Linked DNA regions of Homo sapiens: regions 1 and 2 are each linked to region 3. A link is a contact called in ENCODE Hi-C or POLR2A ChIA-PET data. All regions are on one chromosome and are shown on one strand. The core of a region is the stretch at or near the end of the contact, and the rest is flanking DNA. Distances in the headings are between cores, read along the strand shown. Region 1 overlaps TAB2 (TGF-beta activated kinase 1 (MAP3K7) binding protein 2). Region 2 has its middle 69 kb from the start of UST. Region 3 overlaps UST (uronyl 2-sulfotransferase).

Region 1 (3,322 bases), core at 339-2,838, 280 kb before region 3:
ACATGGATCTTTTCCTACAACTACTAATGTAGCTGTAGGTCAATGCTTTATGAATCAACATTTAATTATTCTCTTACAGTCTACTTCTGTGTCTCTTCATCTAAGTTATAAGATCCCCGGAGACATGTGCTATGTGCTTACACATAGAACACTGCATATACATAATATAGGCACATATAAAGTACTCAGCAAGTGCCCCCAATAAATCAAGCACAGAAGATCATCTGTTTGGCAACTTCGAGTACCAGAAAATACATCAAGATAAGCCAAAAGTTCCACTAAGGAGTTAAAACAGACATAAATTAGGCTTATAGTTCACCTCTATCAGAACCTAGATACTCCTATTTAATTAAGAACCCAGAAGCTTATTTACTAGGCAGCAATGAATTCCAAGTAATAAATCAAGGAAGGAGCACTAAAGTCAGCACAAGACAATGATTCATTCCAAACATATTGGTTAAGCACTACTACGTGCCAGGCACTGTTCTAGAATCTATGATTCAGTTCTCATATAGCAACTTAGTGCCAGGCCCTGGACTAGAACCCGGGGTTCCTGACTCATTCTGAAGCTCTGAAACAAAATGTTTATTTCTATCTTCCAGAAAAGGTTTAGTATGCAGGGTAAAAGTGGGGGAGGGGAGGAGGTGTTACTATTTCAGAAAGCAGCAAAGTATGTGAAACATTATAAAGAAATAGATTTGGAGGTATGAATATCTATATTTATCTACACACAATATACATAATATATTGTAAAATCTCTATAAAATCTCTAAAATAGATTCAGGAGTAAGTTTCAATCATTTTATGTACTTACTACCTAAGAATACTAGATGAATGAGGTGTTACTCTGCTTATTAATATTTTAATCACAAACACTTCATAAAATTGTATTTTTCTTCAAAGAGCCCTGCCAAGTTGCTTCATTTATTTGATGTAAAAATAAAAAACTAGGTCAGGTATAGTGGCTCATACCTGTAATCGCAGCACTTTGGGAGACCAAAGCAAGAGGATCACTTGAGCCAAGGAGTTTGAGACTAGCCTGTGCAATACAGCAAAACCCTGCCTCTACAAAAAGTTAGAAAAAAAGTATTAGCCAGGCATGGTGGCTGGTGTCTGTAGTCCCAGGTACTTGGGAGGCTAAGGTGGGAGGTTAAGGCTGAGCCCAGGAAGTTAAGGCTGCAGTGAGCTATGATTGTACCACTGCCCTCCAGCCTGGGTGACAGAGTAATACCCTGTCTCAAATATATGTATGTAAATATTATATATATGTTATATATACACACATATATTTTTTATATATATAATACATACATACATACATATCTATATATAAACTTTTCTACCAATTTCCTGGAGGTGAGGTGGGGTGGGGTGGTAGTAATGATGGTAGTAGATATTATTCTAAATAATCTTCACCTTTTTCCCTGGGGAAACGGACCAAAAGAGGATAATGAGAATGTGGGTAGGAAATGGGGAATTGGTCTCCACAAATTTCAAGCTCTACTGCTGACTGTGACTAAAAAAAATTACTTTTCCTAAAGGGAAGTTCTTAGACTAATAGCAATGGAATTCAGTGAGCGAGTGAGGGAAGGAGGGAGGCGGAAGGGAGGGGTGGGACTGGAACAAGTAAACTAATAGCCTGACAATACCATGCTGGCAACCTAAAGTCACCTTGTCCAAAACTCAACTCACTGCCTCCTACTCACTAATGTATTTCTCTGTTAATTATAAATGACATGCTTCTGAAGCTAGAAACCTCAGAGTTCTCAATTCTTTTCCTCTCCACATATAATCAATGGCAAAGTTTCACTGATTACTTTCACAAAAATTTCTCTTTTCCACCACAATGTCCTTGTTCAAGTATGTGTTATCTGGGCAATCACCTAACACCATGACCTCTTGTTTGACTGCTTGTTCTACTCTTAAGGTTTTCTTTTTTTTTTTTTTAAGAGACAAGGTCTTGCTCTATTTTCCAGGCTGGAGTGCTGTCATGTAATCATAGATATGCAGCCTCGAACTCCTGGGCTCAAGTGATCCTCTCAACTCAGCCTCTTGAGTAGGCAGGACTACAGGTGCACTTTACCTGCCGAGTTAGTTTTTTATTTTTATTAGAGATGGGGTCTTGCTATGTTGCCCAGGCTGGTCTCAAACTCCTGGCTTCAGCAATCCTCTTGCCTCAACCTCTCAAGACTCTAGTATTACAGGCCTTATGCCTGGCTAAGCCTTTCTAAACTGTATTTCACAGTGGTAACAAACTTGGCTAGCTTCCTAAAAACTGGCTGAATCGTGTCACTTTCCTCCCTAAGAAAGGCAAGAGATTTTGTAGAGATACGCTGTAGTGAGTTTCAGCAGAAGGTGCTGACACTGACACAGGGAATAATGAAAAAAAGGTAAGAGAGAGGAGACCTGAGGATGAAGAATTTAGAATAAGTCAGAAAAATCAGGCAGAGAAAATGTTGGGAAGAATGGTATCAAGAAAGCCAAGTGAAGAGTTATAACAAAAATGATTATAAAGTTTAAAGTTTATTATTTTTATAATTTTATAGCAATAAATTTTCTATTAATAGCTTACATTTACTAAGTGCTAGGCACTAGGTCAAATGACTTATAATGCATAAACTCATCTAATGCTCCCAATAATCATGTGAGGCAGGCACCTCTATACGAGACTCAGTTAACTACACAGTTTGTCCTACTAGACAAAGAATTATTTTATACAGCTCCCTTTCCTTATTCCCTGAGATGCTTAATGCAAAGCACTTAAACATTCTTACTATGTTGGTGTCAACAATACCAGAGAAAGACATTCTTTTTACAAACTTTACTAATTTGCCATGGACTAACACAATATATGTATCTGTACACACAGACACATAGACACACACACACACACACACACACACACACACACACACTATGGATCTGGAAATAAAAGAATATATGGTTTTAAAAATACCCAATCTCCTAATATTTAAATCTGCATTGGAATAGTAAGGGCTAAGGGTATTTTTGTCTTGTAAAGCTCAAAAGTGGAAAGGTATATAAAAATACTGAAGAGAAACTTGGCCTATACATCTACCATCTACCTGAAAATGGGCAGAAGGACTGCGTAGAAGACAGACAGATTAACATTCCTTTCTTTTAAAATGTGCACAAGAAATTTCCTAGGAGACATGCTATTATGGACTCAACTCTAAACCTAGCCTACTATTTGCAATGTGTACTCCATTCAACACAAGAAATCTGGGCCAAAGTTTAGACGAATTTGCAGAAATCCATTACCACTAGGGAAAAGAGAAAAAAGAGGCAAAATGTACGCCTC
Region 2 (3,708 bases), core at 464-2,963, 380 kb after region 3:
GTTTCACCATGTTAGCCAAGCTGGTCTCCAACTCCTGACCTCAAGCAATCTGCTGCCTCAGCCTCCCAAAGTGGTGGGATTACAGGCATGAGCCACCATGCCCATCCCCTTAACCTTTAAAATTACTGAATTGCCTGTCACCAAGTAAAGTCCTAAGGATCCTCAAAAACTTGAACTCATACAGAATGCTTTGTTTAAGACCTGGGGGTGAGCAGCTGTTAGTAAACACAAATGCTTAGATGCTACGGCTACACTAAAATTGTGGTGAAAATTTAGAATAGTAAAGCATTATGCCCTATAAGCCTTGGCTTAGAATGGAATCTTTCAAAAACCCCAGTGGTCACATTACTGTTACTTATCCTAAAGAGATATTGTTTAAAAGTTCTCCTCTGCAGTAAGCATCACAAGCCCCTGTATGAGTTGATGGGAAAGGCAGGACCTTGTAAGGCTGAGTGTATTAGTCCATTATCATGCTGCTAATAAAGGCATACCTGACATTGGGTAATTTATAAAGGAGAGAGGTTTAATGGACTCACAGTTCCACATGGCTGGGGAGGCCTCACAATCATGGCAGAAGGCAAAGTAGAAACAAAGGCATGTCTTACATGGTGGCAGGCAAGAGAACATGTGCAAAGGAACTCCCCTTTATAACACCATCAGATCTCATGAGACTTATGCACTATCATGAGAACAGCACTGGAAAGACCTGCCCCCATGATTCAATTACATCCCACCACGTCTCTCCCACGACATGTGGGAATTATGGGAGCTACAATTCAAGATGAGATTTGGGTGGGGACACAGCCAAACCATATCACCGAGTAAGACCATGATGAGGAGTCATAGCCACTTTAGATGCTGTCACTTGGTGAGCAAGTCAATGTCTCTAGACCCAGTCATTGGCCATTGCGTGTCCACATGGATGTTCACTATCAGTGAGGAAAGGGTTTCACGGTACCCACAGCTTGCTTCTAATTCTGAGGACTTCCTCTTTTGTAGCCCCCTCTCCTGTCTAGGCCCCTGATGGTGTTTGGGCCCCTGAGGGAAGAGGAAAGACTAATACTGTCCTCTCCTATGGCCCTTGGAAAGCTGAGGCAGTGGAATCTACTAAAGAGGTTCATCGTCCCAGCAAATTTTATCTTCACAGTTCAGAATGCTAGTGCTGTCTCTCCAGCACCAGCCCCATGTCCAGATGGCATGGGCAAATGCTTGAGAGCCCTGCCAGGGCCACAGTATTACTGAGATTCCCAATTGCTGATGACCCTTGAGGTTTTTCTCCAGAGAGCCTCATCTAAAACATCTTTGTGTAGGACCAGTTCACGACATACTGATGTAGTGACCCGAATTAATTAATCCACTTACCTACGACGAATAGTGCCCTAAGGAATGCGATATAGACCAAAGAGGGCAAGGCTGGAAAGCTCTAGAACACAGCCCATAATGTAACCATAGAACTAGGAAGAAAGCTGTGAAAGAAAAGGTGATCTCCCCAATTCAGAATTTGTCATGTCTCAGAACTTCCTCTTTCTATGCTATTATGGGTCTTGCTCTCAAGATAATTCACTCAGCACAGGCTTTCAGAATTTCTGCTTTTCAACAAATGAACCAAATTCCTTTAAGCTAGCACCAGCCTCATGGTTGGCTGCCCCTTTTCTCACCTAATGTAATTATTTCCTGTGAAGATGGATTGGAGTTGAGATTTCATAATGCTGCCGTAACATTTCTCTCTCACTCTCCTGCATCACACTCACAGTGACATTTGGGCCATTTTTTGCCTCTGCATAAATGCACAATCTTGCCATCCATCATGCCAAGGGCAACTATGAATGAAATGAGCATTAAGCATATTAGTTTTCAATGCTATTAAAGCCATTAAACATATTAGCAGGCCCATTACTTTATTTTCCTACGGATTTTTTAGTATTGTGACCTCCAGTCATGAAGAAAATGCAAAGCCTTCCCAAGCAAAAGCTGCTATGAATGTGGGTAGGAGGTGAAGTTCACATGGGCCAAATCAGATCATTAATGGAAAATTATGCTGCCGCATGACATGGGCAAGTGTGAGATATCACACAACCAAGGAAGACACTGGCCTGTGCATGCTTTCCCACGCACCCAGTCGTACACAACTCATTAATTTGAAAACCAAAAAGAGGAAGTGAAATTAGGAATTTCAGTCTCCGTCTACCTCTCTTCTGATCTACCTTTAAATGGCAGCTACAGAAACAGAATAGTCTGAAACGCCAGAAAAATGTAAAAGTTCTTCATTTAAGTTTAGAAAAAGGAAGCTAAAAATAACCTCTAATTGAAGGAGTTATTTCAGAACCAGACTTGAAAACATTTAGCATAGTCTTTTAATTAATTTATTCTGAGGATAGTGCTGAAAATATATCTATCTACCTAATAGCAGAGAGAAAAATCTCCAACTTTGCCTTCTGGCTAGATTCGTTTTACCCTTACTGATATTTCCTCCCCTTATTTGTAGTTTTTGTTTCAATTATCCATGGTCACCTGTGGTCTGGAGATTGATGATTACAGTGCAGTAAGATATTTTGAGAGAGAAAGAGAGACCATAGTCACATAACTTTATTTTATTTTATTTTGTTTTATTTTATTTTATTTATTTGAGATGGAGTCTCTCTTTGTCACCCAGGCTGGAGTGCAGTGGCACCATCTCAGGTCACTGCAACCTCTGCCTCTTGGGTTCAAGAGATTCTCCTGCCTCAGCTTCCCGAGTGACTGGGATTACAGGTGCCCACCACCATGCCCGGCTAATTTTTTTTATTTTTAGTAGAGGCAGGATTTCACCATGTTGGCCAGGCTGGTCTCAAACTCCTGACCTCAGGTGATCCACCTGCCTCAGCCTCCCAAAGTGCTGGGATTACAGGCATGAGCCACCATGCCCGGCCCACATTCACATAACTTTTATTATGGTATATTGTTCTATTTTATTATTAGTTATTATTGTTAATATTTTGCTTGCTTAATTTATTAATTAAACTTTACATTAGGTATGTATAGGAAAAAACGGTGTAAACAGGATTTCGTACTGTGATGGTTAATATTGAGTGTCAACTTGATTGGATTGAAAGATGCAAAGTATTATTCCTGGGTGTGTCTGTGAGGGTGTTGCCAAAGGAGATTACTATTTGAGTCAGTGGACTGAGAAAGGCAGACCCACCCCCAACCTGGGTGGGCACCATCTCATCAGCTGCCAGTGCAGCCAGAATAAAAGCAGGCAGAAGAACGTGGAGAGACTAGACTGGTTTAGTCATCTGGCCTACATCTTTCTCCTATGCTGGATACTTCCTGCCCTCGAACATCAGACTCCAAGTTCTTCAGCTTTGGGACTTGGACTGGCTTCCTTGCTCCTCAGCTTGCAGACGGCCTATTGTGGGACCTCACCTTGTGATGGTGTGACTCAATACTCCTTAATAAACTTCCCTTTATATATATACACATCGATCCTATTAGTTCTATCCCTTTAGACAGCCCTAACTAATACAGGTACTATCGTTTGTTTCAAGCATCCGCTTGGATGTATCCCTGCAGATCAGTGGGAATACTGAACTTATCATAGGAAAAGCACCACCCTCAGTATCTTTTCGGATATAATGTACCCACGTGAGAAAAAGGCTTTCTGCAACAAAAATGGTGTCACGGGAGTTGAAGGAAATGATTTAAAACGTTTGCAAGTTACTATTGGGA
Region 3 (3,639 bases), core at 585-3,084:
ACTTTAAAATTAAATGTACTTTATCTGGGCAACCTGTAGCCCACTGGTAGTACTCAGTCTTAGGGGAATGCAAATTAACAGCCCTACCTCTTCCTTCTCTCCCTGTTAAAAATCAGATTTGCAACTGCACACTAAATAAGACAGTGTGAATATCTAAAAACATCCAAATTGCTTTAACCAGGCAAAACTCTAAGAAAAAATGAGATGAAACTGCAACCTTCCCATTTGTATAGGAGGCCCATTTGTTTTGCTTAAGGAAAGTTTGAAATTGATAAGCTAATGTCAGTAGACACCAGGACCATGTGAGGGAAAAATCCCTGGGTATCATGGCTATGACTTTGAAAAGCAGGGGTAGGCCGGGTGCGGTGGCTTAGGCCTGTAATCCCAGCACTTTGAGAGGCCAAGGTGGTGGATCACTTGAGGTCAGGAATTTGAGACCAGCTTGGCCAACATGGCAAAACCTCGTGTCCACTAAAAATGCAAAAATTAGCTGGGCATGGTGGTGCATGCCTGTAATCCCAGCCACTCAGGAGGCTGAGAGTCGCTTGAACCCGGGAGGCAGAGGTTGCAGTGAGCTAACGCCACCGCACTGCAGCGACATAGCGAGACCCCATTTCAAAAAAAAAAAAAAAAAAAAAAAAAAGAAAAGAAAAGAAAAGCAGAGTAACAGAGTTAAATGTTTGATATGGATACTGATATACTATAAAAATGTTATAGACATATTAAAACTTGCAAATGCAGCCTGGGAAAAAAATTAAAACATTTTAATTTTTCTGACATGAGAGAAGAAACAGAGAAGAGCACTGACATGCATTAGGTTTTAGGTCAACAACAGGCTATAAATGAAGGTAGTTGCGATGACTTCTTGAGCTGAACTTTCATGGCCAATGGCTGTGAGAAACTGCAGAAGCTTCTGATGTCAGATGGAAGAGAAGGGACTGATTGTCAGGTTAGACTTTTGATGCAGCACAAGCATGAAATTGTGGTGCAATGCACTGACCATTAACCACCAGCCTTCCCCTTTGATAAGACATGGGTGGGAGTGATAAAGGGGAAATGAAAAAGAAACAATCAGCCAATGCTAGAAAGGCCATTATGTGAATTAGAAGCAGGTAAGAAAGAGGTGCTAGTGTTACTAAGAAACGTGCTCAAAGGTATCATTAGGTTCCGTTAGGATTGGTTCACTTTGGAAACTGCATTAGAGACAGGTGGGGGAGGGGACAGGAGAAACGGGTAACTTGAATGACATTCAAAGCATTCTTAAAAAGTGTGTTCAATGAATGGAAAATCAAAGATGTTTGAAAGAGAAAAGTCAACAAATGGAAAAGCTGTAACCCATTCCATTTTAGTTTAGTTTTATTGGGGCATGAAATGAAATTTCATAATGTTCTAAAAACAACAACTTAACTGCATAAAACTGAATAAGTGAACCGGCATTAAATCCATACTGTATTTTTTAAAATCTCATTTTGATATAATAATAGTAACTGGTTAGTTAGGTCATAGTCCTCTTCCTCAAGTCACGCACAGTTAAAGAAATATTTCTAAAAATTTCTAATTGCTCCTACATTCTAGCAAAACCATACATCGACTTGCTGGTTGATTTATGACTTTCTAGTAACCTTTACTCTCAAATGGCTTCTACCAAATGATTTATTTACTTGGTCTATGCTGAGGTAACCTCCTGGCTGGGCTGACTGCCGTCCTTTCAGCTCGAAGTGTAAAGGATTGAGTCCCCTCACTAAGACATTTCTTGAGTTTCTGTGAGAGCTGTGGGTTCTCATGCGATAAACCATGAGTCTTAGGTTCAATTTTGAAATGTCTCTCTTTCAGATTGCTTGAGCCGGGGAGGTCTAGGCTGCAGTGAGCTGTGACTGCACCACTGTACTCCAGTCTGGGCAACAGAGTGAGACCTTGTCCAAAACAAACAATAAACAAACACCCAGAACAAATAAAAAATGTCTCTCCTTCCTCGTCATTTCTCTTTGGAGAAAAAAGAAAATCTTTGACAATTTCTGACCCACTGAACAATGTAAAGTGGCAAAGTTTCACACTTTTGCCAAAGGCTTCTAATTTCAAGCCTTTTTCTGGTCCACGGTGGTGCTTCACCTCACTCTTGTCTTTCCTGCCCAGTTTCCTCTCTTAGATTACAAACTTAATCTACTAAATGCCTGCCCCCCGACAATAGCAGAGTTTTATAAGATCTGTATAAAGTCATTAGTTTTCCCATTAAGCATCGGTGTCCCCCAACTCCAGCCTGTAAGATGCACACAGTATCTGGAACCACAGAAGATTGCTAAGACAATGTTAGGTGTCTGACACCTTTTAGCTATAAGTGCAAGATGATGTGGTTGAACATCAAAGGCTGTGGAACATGCAACCAGGAATCAGCATATCCTCATTGAAAACTTTTACACCATTTCTACCAAAAAAGATTAAATTCTAATTGAATGCTACTTACTCATCACTTCTTGAGTTTTACATGTGACAATAAAATGAAGGCCTACTGGTTACTGGTTGGCTAGAAGGGAAAGCAAGTGAAAGCTCTTTGGCTCTTCTTTGGGTAGATTTAATTCTACCGCACCCCCCTCCCTTTCTGAACATTTACAAAACCCTCAAGTACTTTTCTTTCCCTCCTTCTCCATTTTTTTCCCACGAGGTCCAAAGTCCCAGGGAGGGAGCTGCTGGGCATGGGGGGATGGGGTGAGAATAGGGTAGGGAACCACAGCTGCTCTCAAATTGTGCTGGTGTCTTGGACAGGGGTGACAGATGGTGGCAGGAGAGCCATTATTCCCACCCTGCCAAGCTCATGACAGCCATTTCACAGAGGTCACGGCCAGGCTCCACCTGACAATACTTGTGCCAATGTTTCTAAGCTTCTGTGACCAACTGTCCAAAAAGGCACTAGATATGAGCCCCAATTCTTGTACTTTTTAGCTGAGAGAATGCTTTGAAGGCTTTTCAACCATCAGGCTTCTGTGCATTCCCTGAGGTATTTAGACCCGGTGCTTCGATAAATTAGTGGTTGCAACTGAGCACATAATTCCTTATATCCACTTAGAATGTTTATGAGATAATTAGTTCTCAATTTCATACAGCACCATCGGTTCACCTCCTGATCAGACAGATACATGAGTGGCTATTTTTTTGGAAGTATGGCAAACATAGTTGAAGTCAGTTGACATTAGGTTATACCTCATAGAGCATATAGTAAATAAGTCATATCCATAATTGTCATAGAAAAAACACACAACACATAAGTTTGGGTTTATAGCCACAAAGAGGAACATAGAAGACAGGGAAAAATATGACCCTGAACATGAGCATGGAATGTTTTCAAACTTATTGATATTCACAGTCTTTATTCATAGCATCTTGATGGGATTCATGAGTAACAAAGGGCTTTGTGGAAATATCTGAAGGCCAATAATTCTTTTTAACAGACTAACAAGACCAAATTACTATTAAATTGATTTCAGTAGTTGGTAACCGTACTTATTTCTGGTAGACTACATATTTCAATAAACAACTTTAAAAACAAATGTCACTGAATGTCAATTCACTATAAATTTAACAGTGAATATGTCATAAAATATTTTTATATCTAAACAACTAAAATAATAATAGGACCCTAAAAAG

Evidence for each region. Hi-C counts contacts between places; a loop is a spot of excess contacts on that map. ChIA-PET counts read pairs that join two places held with the same protein, here RNA polymerase II (POLR2A). Pooled maps may share reads with other maps.
Region 1: a loop to region 3 is called in a pooled map, with 4 times the contacts of the local background. The contact joins two enhancer-like sites. A Hi-C loop is called at or near these places in 2 of 37 single-sample maps with no recorded cell type and 3 of 50 pooled maps. POLR2A ChIA-PET finds 5 or more read pairs at or near these places in 8 of 52 experiments (BJ, GM10248, GM12878 and 5 more).
Region 2: a loop to region 3 is called in a map with no recorded cell type, with 10 times the contacts of the local background. The contact joins two enhancer-like sites. A Hi-C loop is called at or near these places in 2 of 37 single-sample maps with no recorded cell type and 4 of 50 pooled maps.

Annotation. Positions count from the first base shown.
Region 1 is chr6:149,333,302-149,336,623 of GRCh38, reverse strand. All of the region lies in intron 1 of TAB2 (TGF-beta activated kinase 1 (MAP3K7) binding protein 2), which reads right to left. Among named protein-coding and RNA genes, the nearest start is that of TAB2, 17 kb to the right of the region's middle. Within about 2 kb of position 1,588, at least 12 of the 41 ENCODE cell types and tissues checked have a DNase peak (open chromatin) inside an H3K27ac peak, as active enhancers do; they include GM12878, where a contact is called at or near this core.
Region 2 is chr6:148,676,141-148,679,848 of GRCh38, reverse strand. No RefSeq gene overlaps it. Among named protein-coding and RNA genes, the nearest start is that of UST, 69 kb to the left of the region's middle. Within about 2 kb of position 1,713, at least 4 of the 41 ENCODE cell types and tissues checked have a DNase peak (open chromatin) inside an H3K27ac peak, as active enhancers do.
Region 3 is chr6:149,053,122-149,056,760 of GRCh38, reverse strand. All of the region lies in intron 7 of UST (uronyl 2-sulfotransferase), which reads right to left. Among named protein-coding and RNA genes, the nearest start is that of UST-AS2, 22 kb to the right of the region's middle. RefSeq lists an enhancer at 2,227-2,346. Within about 2 kb of position 1,834, at least 4 of the 41 ENCODE cell types and tissues checked have a DNase peak (open chromatin) inside an H3K27ac peak, as active enhancers do; they include GM12878, where a contact is called at or near this core.